2 separate regions of the Homo sapiens genome follow, and region 1 is linked to region 2. Evidence: read pairs that join two places in POLR2A ChIA-PET (ENCODE). Cell type or tissue: PC-9. All regions are shown on one strand. Links, peaks and the distances in the headings refer to the core of each region. The heading gives the core; the rest is flanking DNA. Region 1 overlaps GLUD1 (glutamate dehydrogenase 1). Region 2 holds the start of SNCG (synuclein gamma).

Region 1 (8,569 bases), core at 2,144-7,143, 85 kb before region 2:
ATAAAACCTGTTTCTGTTTATGAATATTATTCTTTTAGAATAGAATAAGTACATGCTGCTGTAATAAAATTGCCTTTAATCACTTAACAAGCCTAACCTTGACTCAAACAGTGAATGCCTATAGAAATAATAAATGAAAAAAACTAGTATTTTTATATCATAAAACAATGTCATTTATAGCTTATCATTCATGTATTGTCCAGCAGACATTAAAAGCCCTGTGGATAATTAAGTTATCTTCATACCTGCAAAATGGTGGAGGCTATTTTCATTAAAACTGTCAGAATTTGCTTACTATAATTATGATACAGTCCAAAGAATGCAGTCACTTTTTATCATGTTAACTAATTGTTCTCTTTTGAAGATCTATGGTTGACTAATTAAACAATAATTCAAGTAGAGTGTCCCAGAAAAAAACCACTTGGGCTCCCTGTTTGGAGTCTGGCTGGCTCTGAGCATTGCCAATGGCCCCTACTCACCTGACTTTGTATCCTCTCCTTTTAGAGGCTTTGCATTCTGCACCCAGCTTCACTAACAGTGGGCTGAAAACATCCTTGGGTTGAGTGTTTCATTTGGGAGTTATTTGGCCAGGGCCTTTTGAACAGTAGTGTCCCCATGAAGTGCTAGATAATATATGTGTAAGAGTCAGCTTTTTTTTTTTTTTTAACTCTAACACCCTTCAGAAATTTCTAACTACTTTGTAACTGCATGGCTTAACCTGGTGATAAAAGCAGTTATTAAAAGTCTACGTTTTCCAAAACTTACGTTTCTTTTCTGTGTTTTTACATGTGGTAGTTTCTCTTTTCATAAGTTATAATACTGCAATTGGATTTCTGAAATGTTTATAGCGACCACCTGTATAACATTTCCTTCCACTTTATTGTGAGCTGCCCAGATTTTATTCTTGAATTGTTTTTTTTTTTTTTGTTCGGTGCTTTACACGTTCAGAGAAACTTCCCGAGTAACGAACTATAGAAATGATCCCTGAAAGCATAGTCTTTATTCTCGAATTATTTTGTATTTTATTAAATAATATGAACAGCTGTTCTTGAGAAAGAGGCTCTAATGTTGAAAGCTGATAGTGAAGTAACTTTTAGTGCCGTTTTTCACTAAAGGGGATTTAATGTGGAATAATTTAGCCACAGAATGTAACAACTATTGAAGAGAGAATACTAACTGTAATCAGAACTGGATTCTAGACTTGATTCCACCAGTTACTTAACTGCCAGTGTGAAGCCTGGCTTTCATTTGGTCTTTGTCCGTATGTCACAGTTCTGCCTCTGCATGCTCCTGGCATAGGGTCAGTCAGATAAACAGGCCCCCAGTATATGGGCATAGTGAGCCCTTCCCCAGCATGGTGGTGTCTATCTGCACTCTAGGTGGGCTACTAAAATGTGTAAGGGGGAAAGTGATACAAAAACCAGTTCCAGAATGTTAGAATAATGGTGGGGCAGCAGATTTAAGTCATGTGAATGTGGGATAAGTCTTAGTGGTGGCCTTTGACTATATATTGGAAATACTGATTTTTTTTTGGTTGGGGGGTTGGTTTTTGTTTTTTGAGACAGTGTCTTGCTCTGTCACCCAGGCTGGAGTGCGGTGGTGCAATCACGGCTCACTGCATCCTCTACCTCCTGGGATCAAGCAGTTACTCTACCTCAGCCTCCTGAGTAGCTAGGACCACATGTATGGGTACGACACCTGGCTAATTGTTTTTATTTTTTTGTAGACACGAGGTCTCCCTATGTTGCCCAGGCTGGTCTCACACTCCTGGACTCAAGTGATCCTTCCACCTTGGCCTCCCAAAGTACTAGGATTACAGGCATGAGCCACCATGCCTGGCCAATGGTAATTTTTTAAAGATTAATGTTGAGGAGTATTGTTGATAGTAATATTAGAAAACTAAATTGCCTGTGCTAGCTATATAAAGATGAGAGCACTAGTGTCAGTAATTTTGGCTCCTGAAGGTTTTAGTTTTTAAAAATCTGGTCAATTACTCTTTTTACCTTGACAGAAATTTTCTTTTTTTTTTTTTTTTTTTTTTTTTTTTGAGACGGAGTCTCGCTCTGTCCCCAAGGCTGGAGTGCAGTAGCGTGATCTCGGCTCACTGTAACCCCCCGCCCCCTGGGTTCAAGCAATTCTGCTGCCTTAGCCTTCCTAGCAGCTGGGACTACAGATGCGTGCCAGCACGCCCAGCTAATTTTCTCGTATTTTGATTAGAGATGGAGTTTCACCATATTGGCCAGGCTGGTCTCAAACTCCTGACCTCATGATCCACCCACCTTGGCCTCCCAAAGTGCTGGGATTATAGGGGTGAGCCACTGTGCCTGACCTATTTTCAATTATTTTTAAAACTCACACACGATACTCAAGTTACTTGCTTCTGAAATAGCCATAGATGACTTATATAGCACCTGAAGAAGACTTAACTGGTGCTTTATGAGCCTCTACACCAGTGTATTCTAATATCCCTGATTAAGGAGATGAGAAGTAAAGGCATGAATTTTCAGTGCTTTTGGCACCCTAACTAGTAGGATTGGTCATTCCTTTTTTCTATATTTTTTCTCTTTTCCTTTTTTTTTTTTTTTTTACTCCATGACTAGCCAAAGAGCTGATTTACTTTTTTAAAAACGCTTGGCATGGCTGAGCACGGAGGCTCACGCCTGTAATCTCAGCACTTTGGGACGCCCAGGCAGGCGGATCACAAGGTCAGGAGATGGAGACCATCCTGGCTAACATGGTGAAATTCCATCTCTACTAAAAATACAAAAAAATTACCCGGGCGTGGTGGCGGGCGCCTGTAGTCCCAGCTACTTGGGAGGCTGAGGCAGGAGAATGGCGTGAACCCAGGAGGCGGAGCTTGCAGTGAGCCGAGATTGCGCCACTGCACTCCAGCCTGGGCCACAGAGTGAGACTGTCTCAAAAAAAAAGAAAAGCCTGGCATGTTAACTCACAAGCAAATAAATTCCATATTCACTAAACATCCCTGACAGGCTTTCCCAGCCCTGCTGTTTGTTAAGGTAGTCAAAGCATGGCACATGAAGAAAACTACATCTATGGATATTGTACAAAATATTGTTTTTATGATTTTTTAATATTTTTAACAGACTTTTATTGACTTGTGTTTGTATTTTTATCAAACATACTTCATTTATTTATTTATTTTGAGACGAAATCTCACTCTATCACCCAGGCTGGAGTGCAGTGGTGTGATCTTGGCTTACCGCAACCTCCGCCTTCCAGGTTCAAGCGATTCTCCTGCTTCAGCCTCCGGAGTAGCTGGGATTACAGGCATGCGCCACCATGCCCAGCAAATTTTCGTATTATTAGTAGAGACGGGGTTTCACCATGTTGGCCAGGCTGGTCTCGAACTCCTAACTTCGGGTGATCCACCTGCTTCAGCCTCCCAAAGTGTTGGTATTATAGGCATGAGCCACCACGTCCAGCCTCAAACATACTTCAGTTTTTCACCTCAGCACTGTTGACATTTTAGGCTATGTAATTCTCTGCCTTGTAGGATGTTTAGTAATATCCCTGGCCTCTACACATTAGATGTCAGGAAGACCCCCTCAGTTATAACAATGACAAATATATTCAGATTGCCAAATGTCCCCTGTGGAACAAATTCATCCCTTGTTATGAACCGTGATCCAGAGAGCCAAATAGTGATACAAGGTTTATTGTTCACAATAGCTCGTCCCCTCCAATCCAGACACCACCTGCCTCACCATTTTCCACTGCCCCAAGGCAACCACTTTCAGCAGTCTTAAATGTTTCATTTTTATTCTATTTAAAGCCTTTGCTCATTTTTAAATTGGGTTTTGTCCGCATTATTGAGTGGTAAGGGTGCTTTACATATTCCACAGCCAGTTGTGGTAGTATAGGCCTATGGTCCCAGCTACTCAGAAGGCTGAGGCAGGAGGATCACCTGAGCCCAGAAGTTCAACACTAGTCTAGGCAACATAGCAAGACCCTATCTCTAAATGAATTTTTGAAATATATATTCTAGATAATTGACCTTTATCATGCATATACTTTGCAAATATTTCCTCTCAATCTGTTATCTTTGTGCTTTCTTGATAGTCTCCTTTTTAATCTTGAGAAAACATAATTAATTTTTCCTCTGGTTGGTGTGCTTTAGGGTGTATGTAAGAAACCATTGCCTAATCTATAGTCATGCAGATAGATATATCCCTATGGTTTTTTTTTGTTGTTGTTTTTTGTTTTTTTTTTTTTTGAGACGGTCTCGCTCTGTCCTCCAGGCTGGAGTGCAGTGGTGTGATCTGACGGCTCATGGCTAAGTGCAGCCTCTACCTCCTAGGCTCAAGCAATCCTCCCCCTTCAGCCTCCCAAGTAGCTGGGACTATAGGCCCATACCACCACCAAGCACAGCTAATTTCTGTATTTTTGGAGAGACAAGGTCTTGCCATGTTGCCCAGGCCAGTCTTGAACTCCCAGGCTCAAGCAGTCCGCCCACCTTGGCCTCCCAAAGTGCTAGGATTACAGGTGTGAGCCACTGTGCCCTGGCCTAGAAAGATTTTTTTAAGAAATAGTGACCAGGCCAGGTGCAGTGGCTAACATGGTGAAACCCCATCTTTACTAAAAATACCAAAAATTAGCAGGTGGGCAAGGTGGTGGGCGCCTGTAGTCCCAGCTACTGGGGAGGCTGAAGCAGGAGAATGGTGTGAACCCAGGAGGCGGAGCTTGCAGTGAGCCGAGATCCCGCCACTGCACTCCAGCCTGGGCAACAGAGCGAGACTCCGTCTCTAAATAAATAAATAAATAAATAAATAAATAATAAAAATAGTGACCAAAAATATCCCACATTTGATGGGAGTTGTGAATCTACACATTCAAGATGCTCAACAAATTCAAAGCAGGATAAACTAAAAGAGATCCACACTGAGGCACATTATTATCAAATTGTAGAAAGTTAAAGACAGGAAAGCAGCAAGAGGTAAGTGATTCATCCTGTACAAGGGATCTTCAGTAAGATTAACAGTTGCTTATCAGAAATCACGGAGTACAGAAGGCAGTAGGACACTTCTTCCCCTCTCTCCCACTGACAGATGATATATTAAAAGTTCTGACAGCAAAAAGTCAACCAAGAATCCTATATCTTTCAAAAAAAAAAATAACCTCTAAAAATGAAGGAAACTAAGACAGTCCCAGAAAAGTCAAGGGAGTTTATCATTAGTAAACTTGTGTTATAAAGAATGCTAAAGTCTCCCCCATGTTACTCTCAGGGAAGAAAAAAAAAAGAATGCAAAAGTGGAGCTGGGGCCAGGCATGGTGGCTCACGCCTGTAATCTCAGCACTTTGGGAGGCCAAGGCAGGTGGATGGAGTTTGAGAGCAGCCTGGCCAATATGGTGAAACCCCATTTCTACTAAAAATACAAAAAAATTACCTAGGCATGGTGGCGTGCACCTGTAGTCCCAGCTGACTGAGGCTGAGGCACAAGAATCGCTTGAGTCCGGGAGGTGGAAGTTGCAGTGAGCTGAGATGGTGCCACTGCACTCCAGCCTGGACAACAGAGCAAGACTCCATCTCAAAAAAAAAAGGGGGGGTTGGGGGAGCTCAGCATGGGTTCACGCTTGTAATTTCAGCACTTTGGGAGGCTGAAGTGGGATCACCTGAGGCCAGGAGTCCACAAGCAGCCTGGGTGACGTAAGGAGACCCCATCTATACAAAATAAAAATAATTAGCCAGACAGGGTAGCTCAGGCCTGTGGTCCTAGCTATTCAGGAGGCTGAGGCGGGATGATTGCTTGCAGCCAGCAGTTTAAGACTAGCCTGGACAACATAGACCCCATCTCTACAAAATATAAATTTAAAAAATTAACTGGCCATGGTGGTATGCATCTGTAGTTCCAACTACTCATGATGCTCACTTGAGACCAGAAGTTGGAGGTTACAGTGAGCTCTGATCACACCACTGCACTCCAGCCTGGTTGACAGAGCAAGAACCTGTCACTAAACAAAAATAATAAATGAATAAAAATATAAGAGTTCTTGGCCAGGCACAGTGGCTCATGCCTGTAATACCAGCACTTTGGGAGGCTGATGTGGGTAGATCACCTGAGGTCAGGAGTTTGAGGCCAGCCTGGCCAATATGGTGAAACCCTATCTCTACTAAAAATACAAAAATTAGCCATGTGTGATGGCACGTGCCTGTAATCCCAGCTACATGGAAGGCTGAGGCAGGAGAATCACTTGAATGTGGGAGGCAGAGGTTGCAGTGAGTGGAGATTGCACCACTGCACTCCAGCCTGGGCAACAGAGCAAGACTCGGGCTCAAAAAAAAAAGCTAAAGTGAGTCCTTCAGGCTAAAATGAAAGGATACAAGATAGTAACTCAAAGCTATATGAAGAAATAAAGAGCACTGGTAAATGCAACTATGTCGCTAAATATAAAAGCTAGTATTACTGTATTTTGGGTATGCTATTCCTCTTTGTGATTTAAAAAATGCATAAAGGCCGGGCGCGGTGGCTCAAGTCTGTAATCCCAGCACTTTGGGAGGCCGAGGCAGGTGGATCATGATGTCAGGAGATTGAGACCATCCTGGTTAACATGGTGAAACCCTGTCTCTACTAAAAATACAAAAAATTAGCTGGGCATGGTAGCGGGTGCCTGTAATCCCAGCTACTCAGGAGGCTGAGGCAGGAGAATGGCATGAACCCAGGAGGCGGAACTTGCAGTGAGCCGAGATTGCGCCACTGCACTCCAGCCTGGGCGACAGAGCGAGACTCCTTCTCAAAAAAAAAAAAATGCATAAAATAATATGGATCTATGTTAATAGGCACTAATTGTTTAAAGACATAATTTGTTAACTATAGGTAGGGGACAGAGAAAGGAGCAGAGTTAATGTATGCTATTGAAGCTGAGTTGCTATCAGTCTGAACTAGACTTTGAACTCAGCATGTTAAATGAAATCTTCATAGTAGCCACTAAAAAAATAACTTTTAAAATATACAGAAAAGAATTTAAGAAAGGATCAAAATATTACAGGATAAATCATTAACCAAACACAAAAGAAGGTACTGAGGAGCAAAACACTTCATGTAGAAACTAAACAGCATGATGACGTAAGTAAGTTCTTTGGTGTATAGGTTTTTCTGTTTTTCTTTTTTGGGGTTTGTCTGAGACAGAGTCTTGCTCTGTCACTCAGGCTGGAGTGCAGTGTTTCATTCTCAGCTCACTGCAGCCTTTGCCTCCCAAGTTCAAGTGATACTCAGCCTCCTGAGTAGCTGGGATTGCAGGCGCCCACCACCACAGCCAGGTAATTTTTTGTATTTTTAGTAGAGACAGGGTTTCACTACATTGGCCAGGCTACTCTCGAGCTCCTGGCCTCAAGTGGCCCACCTGCCTCGGCCTCCCAAAGTGCCAGGCACAGGCATGAGCCACTGCACCCGGCCTGTTTGGGGTTTTTTTGAGACGGGGTCTAGCTCTGTTGCCCAGGCTGGAGTGCAGTGGCACAATCACGGCTCACTACAACCTTGACCTCCGCAGGCTCAGCTGATCCTCCCACCTCAGCCTCCTGAGTAGCTGGAACCACAGGTGTGCACCACCATGCCCAGCTTATTTTTCTATTTTTTGTAGAGACAGGAGTCTTGCTATGTTGCCCAGACTGGTCTCAAACGCCTGGGCTCAAGCAATCTGCCCACCTCAGCATCCCAAAGTGATAGGATTACAGGCCTGAGTCCAACCATAAGTAAGTTTTTGTTTTTTGTTTTTGAGTCAATCTCTCTGTCCCCCAGGCTGAAGAGCAGTGGTGCGATCATGGCTCACTGCAGCCTCACCTCCAGGCGGGAGCCACCATGCCGGTCAATTAACTTTTTTGTTTCAGTAATCACTTTAAATGTAAATAATCTGACCAATGGAAAGATCGGCAGAATGGATTTTTTTTAAATGATGTAATACACAATCCAAATATGCAACTTACAAAATACTCACTGTAGACCCAAGACACAAATTGTTTCAAAATGAAAAGACGGAAAGAGATAATCCATGCAAATAGTAACCAAAAGAGAGCTGGGGTGGCTATACTAATACCAGACAAAATAGATTTTAAGCCAAAAAATGTTACAGAAAGACATCGTATGTTGGTAAGAGAGTCAAATCACAAGAAGATGTAACAATTATAAATACGTATGAACTGAAAAAGAAAAAAAAAGGGCTCTAAAATGCACAGTCTAACAAAATTGAAGGAAGAAATAGTTTTACAATAACAGAGACTTCAACACAGGCTGGAGTGCAGTGACTCTATCACAGCTCACTGCGACCTCTGCCTCCCAGACTCAAGCGATTCTCCCACCTCAGCCTCCCCAGTAGCTGGAACTATAGGCACACGCCACCACACCCGGCCAATCTGTGTATTTTTTGTGGAGATGGGGTTTCATCATGTTGCCCAGGCTGGTCTCAAATGCCCAAGCTCAAGCAATTCGCCCACCTCAGCCTCCCAAAGTGCTGGGATTACAGGCCTGACCTACTGTGTCCAGTCAATACCCCACCTTCAATAGTAAATAGAACATCTAGACAAAATCAGTAAGGAACTAGAGGAATTGAACAACAC
Region 2 (8,569 bases), core at 2,251-7,250:
GGTTCAGATATTCTTAGAGCAAGCCCCTCACTTCTCTGAGCCTCAACATCCCCATCACATCACAGCGTCTCCCCAAAGTGTGTGTGTGAAGATTAAATTGGCTGAAGGGTGCCCAGGACTCAGCAGTGGACCTTGTGAGAGCGTGCAGGGCACCAGGGCTTCTCAGACAAGGAGAGGCAGAAGGAGGGAGCGCATTACCGCATTACCGTTTCCCCCACCCCCGCCCCAGTTTGCTGTGGTGTCACTTTTTTTTTTCCCTTTTTTTGTTTTTGGAGACAGAGTTTTGCTCTTGTTGCCCAGGCTGGAGTGCAATGGCGGGATCTTGGCTCACTGCAACCTCTGCCTTCCAGGTTCAAGCAGTTCTGCCTCAGCTTCCTGAGTAGCTGAGATTACAGGCATGAGCCACCACCCCCAGCTAATTTGTGATTTCGCTTTCTGCAGTTTCAGTTACTCATTGTTGGGGCTCAGAAACCAATACCCCGAAATATAGTGGTGTGACATTCTGAACTGAAGAAGCCTTAAGGTCTCTCCGACCAGACTCCCACAGGCCCCCCAACCCTTTGTCTCTTCCAAAGCATACAGTGAAGTTGTTCTCTGAAGTTCCTCATCTGCCTTAAGTCTGGACCCACCAAAGAAGAAAACAATGACCACTGGTCCCTTCCCGGAGTTTTCTCTGACTGAACTGCTGTCACAGGAAGAAAGACTGAAGCCTGCTCACATACCTGGACAGATTTTGCAAACCGTTGTCTGCTCTGTGAGCCCAACAGACTTTGTCCCAGGCCACTGTATGTTCTTCAAGCCCACTGAATTCCCCTGAAAATCATTTACTAGCCCCCTGAAATTACCCACACTTCCCCATTGCTCATCTGTACCCCATTTCGTGGTGGGGCAGTCACTCTGATTTCCCCTTGCATGCTAATGAATGTGTATTCCATTTCTATTCTGCTTTCATGAGCTGACTTTTCAGTGAACCTTCAGAGGGTAAAGGGGAAGTTTTCCCTTGGCCCCTGCACCGCAATTGGTAAGGTCCAAAATGTTAAATGGAAAATTCCAGAAATAGCTGGTCGTGATGGCTCCTGCCTGTAATCCCAGCACTTTGGGAGGCCGAGGTAGGTGGATAGCTTGAAGTCAGGAGTTCGAGACCAGCCTGGCCAACATGGTGAAACCCTGTCTGTACTAAAAGTACCAAAATTAGCTGGGCGTGGTGGCGCACGCCTGTAGTCCCTGCTACTTGGGAGGCTGAGGCAGGAGAATCACTTGAACCTGGGAGGCAGAGGTTGCAGTGAGCAGAGATCGCACCACCACTCCAGCCTGGATGACAGAGTAAGACTCCGTCTCAAAAAAAAAAAAAAAAGAAAATTCTAGAAATAAACAATTCATGTTTTAAATAACTTTCATTACAGTATATTGTTATAATTGTTCCGTTTTCTTACTGGTTATTGTTAGTCTATTACTGTGCCTAATGTATAAACTTCATCATAGGGAGGCACATGTGTACGTGTAGGAAGATACATATGTAGGCTTTGGTACTATCTGGGGTTGCAGGCAGCTGGAAACATCTTGAGTGTATCCTGGTGGATAAGGGGAGTCAACCGTGCTCCTGCAGGGAGGTCAGAAGCAGCCTCACAGGGTGCAGAGCACATGAGGTTTCAAAGGCAAAGAGCACTGCCAGTGCCCATGGCTGGGAAGGGGCTTTCTGGTGATGTTTGTCATTTGAGTCCAGGAACAAGCCCTGAGTGTATGTGAGAGGGGGTTGTAGGGGGGCTGTGGTAGGGGCAGCAGGGACCCCTCTGGGCTCCTCCAGCAGAGGCAGAGGGCCCTGAAACCTGGGGCAGGTTGTCGCTGGGAGCCGGGCATAGGTGCCCTCTCCCTCACCCCCATCACCTGACCAGCCTTGCTCCTCCTTGCTTTCTCTCACAGCCCAGGGGACTCTCGGGCACACCCAGGCCCCAGGTGGCCTCCTCCTGGGTTCATACAGGCCTGCTTAATGTGTACATGTCTGGGCTGGGGAGCAGGAACAGCCCTGACTGGCCTGAGCTGCTTCCAGACCCTTCATGCCTGCCCATGGCAGTGCTTGGGGATGTGGAGACCAGCAGCCCCCTGCTCCGTTCTGCCTCCTCAGTGGATGCCCATGGCCAGACAACAGATACAGCCTGGCTCCGCTGTGTCTGACTGGGCTCCCAGCCTCCTGGGCTGCCCTTGAATCCACTGCAGAGGCTGGATGGGGAGGCGGTGTGGACAGGGCAGTGTCTGAAGTCACATGTGGACGGACTCAAGCTCTGGCTCCAACACCCAGGCCTGAAGGCCTGGGGCAAGGCACTGAGATGCTTTGAGCCCAAACCATCTGAGTATCAAAGGGGAAGCCAGGATCCCCAGGGAACCCTGGTCTGAACAAGCCCGCCCGGCATGCAAGGCTTTAAAACAACCCAGGACACGCTGGCCAGTGGCCTACATGATGGGTGGTTTGCGTCGTGCCCGGCAGGCTTGTTCAGAGTGGGCTGGGCAAACAGCCTTTCATGTAGGCCACTGGCCAGCAAGCCCTGGGTTGTTTTGAAACTTTGGGTTGGGGGCAATCCACTGTAAGCACCTTGGGGTCCATGCAGCCATAGCAGGGCTGGGGAGCCACCTGGGCTTCTGCCCAGTCCTGTGCGTCTCAGCAAAACCTGGATCTACAGCTCCAACCTGAGAGGTTTATTCTGAGGATTAAATAAGGTGAAGTGCTCAGAACAGTGCCCAGTCAACGCCTGTGAGGACCTCAGCAGCTGTTGCTTTTTACTATTTTTCTGTCAAGGTGCGGCTTCGTGCGTCTCTGCTGTTGTGTTTTTGGTGGCAACTGGCAGGCTTCTGGGTGCAGGAGGGGTGCAAGGGGTACCCAGCTCCAGGTCCAGCGGGGAGCATGAGACTGGCTGGGGCCAGGTGGGAGGCGCCGCAGGGTCCACCTTCTGTCTCTCCTGTGGGATGCCCTTCATCCTCACTAGGTTTAGACTTCTCCATCTTTGAAAGTCACCATCTGCCCCAGGGAGGATGTTAGGTGGCCCTGTTCCTCTTGCGACACTGGAGCCCAGAACTCACATGGAGGGAAGACCCAGGAGCCTATCTTCACCTCCTGCTGACAGTGGGTTCCTCAGGGACTCAGAGCAGGCAGGCGGGGGCTACCTTGAGGCTGAGCTAAGCTATCCCCGTGGATGGGACTGTGAGTCCTGTCGAATGTCTTGGGGAGCCGAAGGCAGTGCTGCCTCCTCCATGTTAAAGGCAATGGGTGGGTTGGGGGTGTTCCTGAAGGCTCACGCAGGTCCCATGAATGCCCTGTGTGTGTCCCTATAGGATACCTGGTCCTATCAACAGGCTGAACCCGTTCCTGTTCCTGGGAGGACCTGGGGACCCCTCCTCAAGCTACACAGCACCCAGAGGAAGCATGGCAGGAGTGGGCTCAAGTTTTATTTGGAATCATTTAAAAAAAAAATTCACAGCAGCATAAGTGGGGTCAGAAGGACCAGAGGGTGGGTGGGGCCGAGGGAGGGCAGTGAGGTTGGTGCAGCAGCACAGGTGGACAGGCCAAGGGTGGCCAGGGAGACGAGGGCAGGAGCGTGGGCAGCCGCATGTCACTCAAGGCGGGCACTCCTTGTGCTAGGAGGGGATGGTGTCCAAGGCAGAGGAGCGCTCTTCAGGTCATCCACGCTGGCCTGTAGCCCTCTAGTCTCCCCCACTCTGGGCCTGGGAGAGAGAATGACCTGCACACCCAGCTCCAGGCCCCAGCCTTAATGGGCCACCCTGAGTGGGCTGAGAAAAGTTGTCTTCTGTGCCCCATGCCTGAGGGGTCATCCGTGGGGGGACCTCCCACTCAGGTTCAGGGTTAGCCCTGTACACAGTCCCTGTAGGGGCTGTGGAAGGTCAGGAGGCCCCTCTGGGCCCTGGGAGCCCAGGAGGGAAGCAGTGCGTCTGTGGGGGATGGGGTCCCTACCAAGGAACCCCCCATGGTGCACCCCAGGAGCCCAGCTCCTACCTCCTCTGCCACTTCCTCTTTCTCTTTGGATGCCTCACCCTCCTGTTGGGGGGCAGATGGCCTCAAGTCCTCCTGTAGGGGACAAAAGGGGGCATGAGACCATGTGGAGAATGCAGAGACCCCTAGCTGCCCTGCAACCAGGGCCTTGTCTACCCTGGCCTCAAGGAGGAGCAGAGGCCCCTCGTGGCCTTGTTGTACTTGGAGGGGCTGGAGGTATTGGGGGCGTGCAATTCAGACAATACCCGGGGCTCTGATGATGCCGAGGCCTTCCAGGGGCACCAAGTACCCTGGAGCCCAGCTTCACCCCTCAAGCTGGTCCCCAGTCTCTGGGAAGCCCCTAGTTGGGCTTCACTGATGAGGAACCTGGGTGGGGTAGGGTGGAGTGGGGGTTAGAGTGGGCAGAGGCCCCTGAAGCCCCAGGTCTGACCCCACCCTCAGTAGCCCTACAAGGAAGACTGATTGGGGTTCACATAGGGACTCTGAGGCCAGGGAGGCTTGGCATGCAGCTCAGGGCCTTCGAGCTCAAAGTGGTGGGGTGTGTTGGCATCAGATCAGGCTTGCTTCAGGCCCACTTCAGTCCACAGGAGCATGGCTCCCTCTCTTTGCCTCCTGGACAGGCTCTGGGCTCAGGCTGGTCAGGGCCAGCAGAGGTTACACAGTCCTCTCTCACTTCCCATCTTCTATCTCCTGCACTCCATGCCGGCCAGACACTTGCGTGAGATATCATGACAGCTGGGTGTGTAGGACCACACTGGTGATTGCCCTGCACTCTGGCCTCAGCACCTGCCTCTGGCGGGGGACGGGGGGGAGGCGGGGATACTGTCACCTCTGTGTTGCCCCAGGGCCATCCTGCCCCTTGGCGGAGTGGGGCATAAAAGGGCAGTGCTGTGCTGGCGGGAGTCGGCCAGGCTATCCAGGGGCAGGGCAGGTGGCCACCTGCTGAGTCCTGCTGCCCTAAGGCTGATGATGAGGCCAGGGGTATGAGTGGTCAGATAGTCCCTGCTGAGGCCTTTCACAGTTCACTGGGAGATGAGTCGTGACTGGTTTTGGGGTGTCACCAGGAAATGAGTCTCCCTCGAGGTGGCTCCAAGGGCTCACTAGCCCTGCTCCGGGATTCACAAGGAATGCCCGGGCACCCTCACCCCAGGGCCTCTTTTGCTGGGGGTGAGGAGGGAGGAGCCCCCTGGGGCTCTATGTGTTCTGCCTGGGACACATGATGATGATGATGATGATGGTCACCTTCCTCTGCTGGGTGCTCACATAGACCAGGAGAATTGCTTCATGGAGGTCATGGCCCTGCCTCATCACACAGCCCAGGGAGGCCGACACTCTCACCCCCATCTTGCAGATGAGAACACGGAGGCCCAGAGAGGTTCCTTTGCTTCTCAAGGTCATACGACGAGAAAGGGGAACTAGGAGAGGGAGCGGCTGCCAGCTCCAAGGACATGGAGACCCTGTGCTGGCCCTGGAAGCAGACACCTGGGCATCGCCCCAGAGCCAAGAGGAGTAGGGCAGCCCCCACCCTTCCACCCACCCACTCCTAACGCAGGGATTCTCAGTGCTCAGAGCCTCAGACTCCACCACCTAGGAGGCCTGGAGCAGGTAGGAGAGCTGGACACTGCTCCCCCGCCCCACCCCCAGGTAGGAATCCTAGCCCAGGCCACCACTTACACTGCCACAGGGTCTCTCAGAGTACAGGCTGCTCAGGGGAATTCCAAGCTCACATGAACTAGCCATGGGACCTTGGGCACATTAATCTCTCTGGGCCTTAGTTTCCACACCGTCTCATGGATTTTGTGTCTATTAAATGAACTAATAAGCGTACAATGCGTAAAGCAGAGCTTGCTGTGTCACAGGTGCTGGGACAGCTCACCCAGCCAACACCCGTCCCTGGGGTGCGCCCCACTGCTCCTGTGCTGTCTGCTATTGGGCCGCACACGCATGTGTACATTCACACGCATGTACACCCACACATTCTCACAAATGCACCCACATGCTCACTCAACACACGTGCACACACACACAAAGGCAGCTGCAGAGGGTAGGGTCAGAAGCAGCACTGCTTTCTTACCACTAGGGGACGCTACTTCCCTGAGGCTCCCAGCAGGAGGCAGCTGCCCCGCCCAGCCCAGGGAGGGAGGCTAGGCCCTGGGGGCGGGGCTGGTGCTACTCAGCCCCCGGCCTGGTGACCACTGCCCGGGAGGCTGCCTGTCACCGTGTGGGATCCTGTTTTCACTTATAAAATGGGGTGTCTCCTAAGTGCTGAGAGCCGTCCGGAAGATGTGGTTTTGAGCCTCACTTTCCTTGTCTATGAGATGGGCTCCCAAGTCCCCCGAAGGGGTGGTTGTGGTGATTCCAGACCCGAATGCAGGTCGAACAGCAAGCATGGACCCCACCCCATGCCGGCGCTCAGTGGGTACTGAAACTGAAGCCAGCCGCAGCCCCCCGTGTTGTTTCCTGGGGTGTGGAGTGGAGTGATGCCGCCTCCGCCCAGCAGCCTTTCTGGGCCCAGGAGAGGACTGGGCAGGTCTGAGGGCCGGGGCTCACCTTGCGCACCACCCCGGAGGTGACCGCGATGTTCTCCGCCTCCTCCACGGTCTTGGTGGCCACAGTGTTGACGCTGCTCACCACAGCCTCGCTCACGGCGTTGGCCTGCTCCTTGGTCTTCTCGGCCACTATGGGAGGACACTGGCTGGCCTCCACCCCAGCCCCAGCCCCAAGGCAGGCCTGCTGGAGTCAGGCTCGCAGCCCCTTCCCAGGAGCTCAGAGCCCTGGCCCTGCTGGGACCCTCCCCTGCTCCCTCTGACTCCAGGGCACCTCTGATGCTGGTGGGGGTAAGGAGACGCCCACCCTAGTTTAGCCTCATGGTCTGCAGGGGTCTGTAGGGCTTGGGACCCCAGTTGGGGGTAAGGCAGGACTCTAGGTTTGAGCCCCAGCACTAGGATGCAGGAGCCCCAGGGGTCCTATCCCCCATGTGTCCCCTGGCCCTGGGGCTTCTCACCTGAGGTCACGCTCTGTACAACATTCTCCTTGGTCTTGGCTCCTGGGGAGGAAATGGAGCTGTCAGCCCAGACCTCCCTCGAGGTGTTGGGGGCGGTCAGGACAAACACAACAGAACAGCTGGACAAACTGTGGGGTCGGTGGGGGGGTAAGGATGGTGTCTGGGGGCCGGCGGCCCCTTCAGAGGGCCTCTTCCTGCTGTGTCTGGAAGAAGTGGATGGATGGGAAGGGGACAGGACAGAATGTGGGGGACAAGAGAGAGCAGGCCTGAGGTAGGGACACTGGCTAGACCCAGGGTCCAGCCCCTGCCCGGGTGTGGCCGGGCCTCAGAAGCAGCAACAGGACAGGATGGGCCAGAGCTGAGTCATTGGCTTGACCTCCCCTTCCTCCTCTGGAGAGTGCCAGGAGAGGATGCGGGGGAGGGAACACTGAGCCTAGGTTTCATCCCCCAGCCTGCCCCTTCTCTCTGGGGAGGGAGGGGATCCGTGACCTGGCTGTAGCCGCTCCCGTGTGGAGAGGGTGGGGGCCACCTGAGCACAGGCTGCTCATGGCTTCAGGGGCTCCAGGCTCAGGGGAGGCTGGTATGCTTGGGAATGTGTGTGTGCGTGCACAGACAGGTAGCCAGCCCTGTCTGCGGTCTCTGACACCCAGAGGCCCCGAGGAGGCCAAAGACAAACACACATAGGTGTGCACAGGGCATTGTGGGTGCTCCAGGGTCTGGAGACCCCACCTTGATAGCCAGGGCCTCGCCCCCTCCCAAAATGCCTCCCTGGGGCTGGGGAGTAAGGTCTGGCGAAGGTAACTGGGCACTCACCCTTTGGCCACCACACTGTCCCACCCTGCCATGCCCCACTTACCCACATACATGACCCCCTCCTTGGTCTTCTCAGCTGCTTCCGTCACCCCCTGCTTGGTCTTTTCCACCGCACCCACCACGCCCTCCTTGGCGATGGAGAAGCCCTTCTTGAAGACATCCATGGTGGGTGTGCAGGGTTGTGCTGCTGCAGGCAGGACGGAGCTGGATCTCCCTGCGAGCTGCGGGCTTGAGCTGGCTCGAGTGCTGCCGCAGCGGCTGTCCCCGATGCCTCCTATTGACGCCGATGAAATATTGATGCGGAGGCCAGCTGGAGCCCAGCCAGCCCTGCGTGCAGTGGGGGCGGGGAGGGAGGGAGGGAGGGAAGGAGGTTCAGCCTCACCTTCCTCCAGGATAGGAAGGCAGAGACCAGGCTCCCTGGGCTCCTGCTGGCTCAGCCCAGCTCTCCTGCCCCGTGCCCTCCATGGGCTGGAGGGGGCTGGCCACCTCCCAACCTGTCCCTCATTCATTTACTGCCCTGCCCACCCATGGGGGCAGCCCTGGCTGGGTGCTCTTGGCCCCAGGGGTGCTGTGTCTATGCTGCACCTGGACAGACAGGCACAGAGAGGGGAGGCGCCTTGGCCATTGTCCCCAGCTTCCTAGGTAGGGGTCAGGGCCACATAGGCCTGTTAGGTGAGAGCAGCCAACCTCCCGCGGCCTGGGCTGTGCAGCTACCCACCAGCATCCTGGATGCCGCTGGACCCTGGGCTGCC

What was found. ChIA-PET counts read pairs that join two places held together with the same protein. Peaks named below come from ENCODE experiments on the same cell type or tissue, not always from the same donor. Only the 100,000 strongest peaks of a DNase experiment are listed, where the experiment ranks them.
Region 1: POLR2A ChIA-PET joins it to region 2 with 13 read pairs; 8 of 35 experiments call an interaction of 5 or more read pairs at or near these places.

Annotation. Positions count from the first base shown.
Region 1 is chr10:87,042,677-87,051,245 of GRCh38, reverse strand. GLUD1 (glutamate dehydrogenase 1) reads left to right here. Exons shown (of 13, transcript NM_005271.5): 13 at 1-1,044. Among named protein-coding and RNA genes, the nearest start is that of FAM25A, 27 kb to the right of the region's middle. In PC-9, for the core only: no CTCF peak of the experiment used is centred there; no DNase peak of the experiment used is centred there.
Region 2 is chr10:86,958,110-86,966,678 of GRCh38, reverse strand. SNCG (synuclein gamma) reads right to left here and starts at 8,080. Exons shown (of 5, transcript NM_003087.3): 1 at 7,861-8,080; 2 at 7,005-7,046; 3 at 6,551-6,678; 4 at 4,004-4,075; 5 at 3,421-3,714. The coding sequence starts at 7,981. The coding sequence ends at 3,694. ADIRF-AS1 (ADIRF antisense RNA 1) reads left to right here. Exons shown (of 2, transcript NR_170185.1): 2 at 351-1,392. RefSeq lists enhancers at 1-264, 521-840, 4,190-4,789, 5,390-5,990, 7,191-7,790 and 1 more. In PC-9, for the core only: a CTCF peak has its summit at 6,059 (motif pointing right); DNase peaks (open chromatin) are centred at 5,008, 6,108 and 6,628; H3K4me3 peaks cover 2,067 bases; H3K27ac peaks cover 3,117 bases.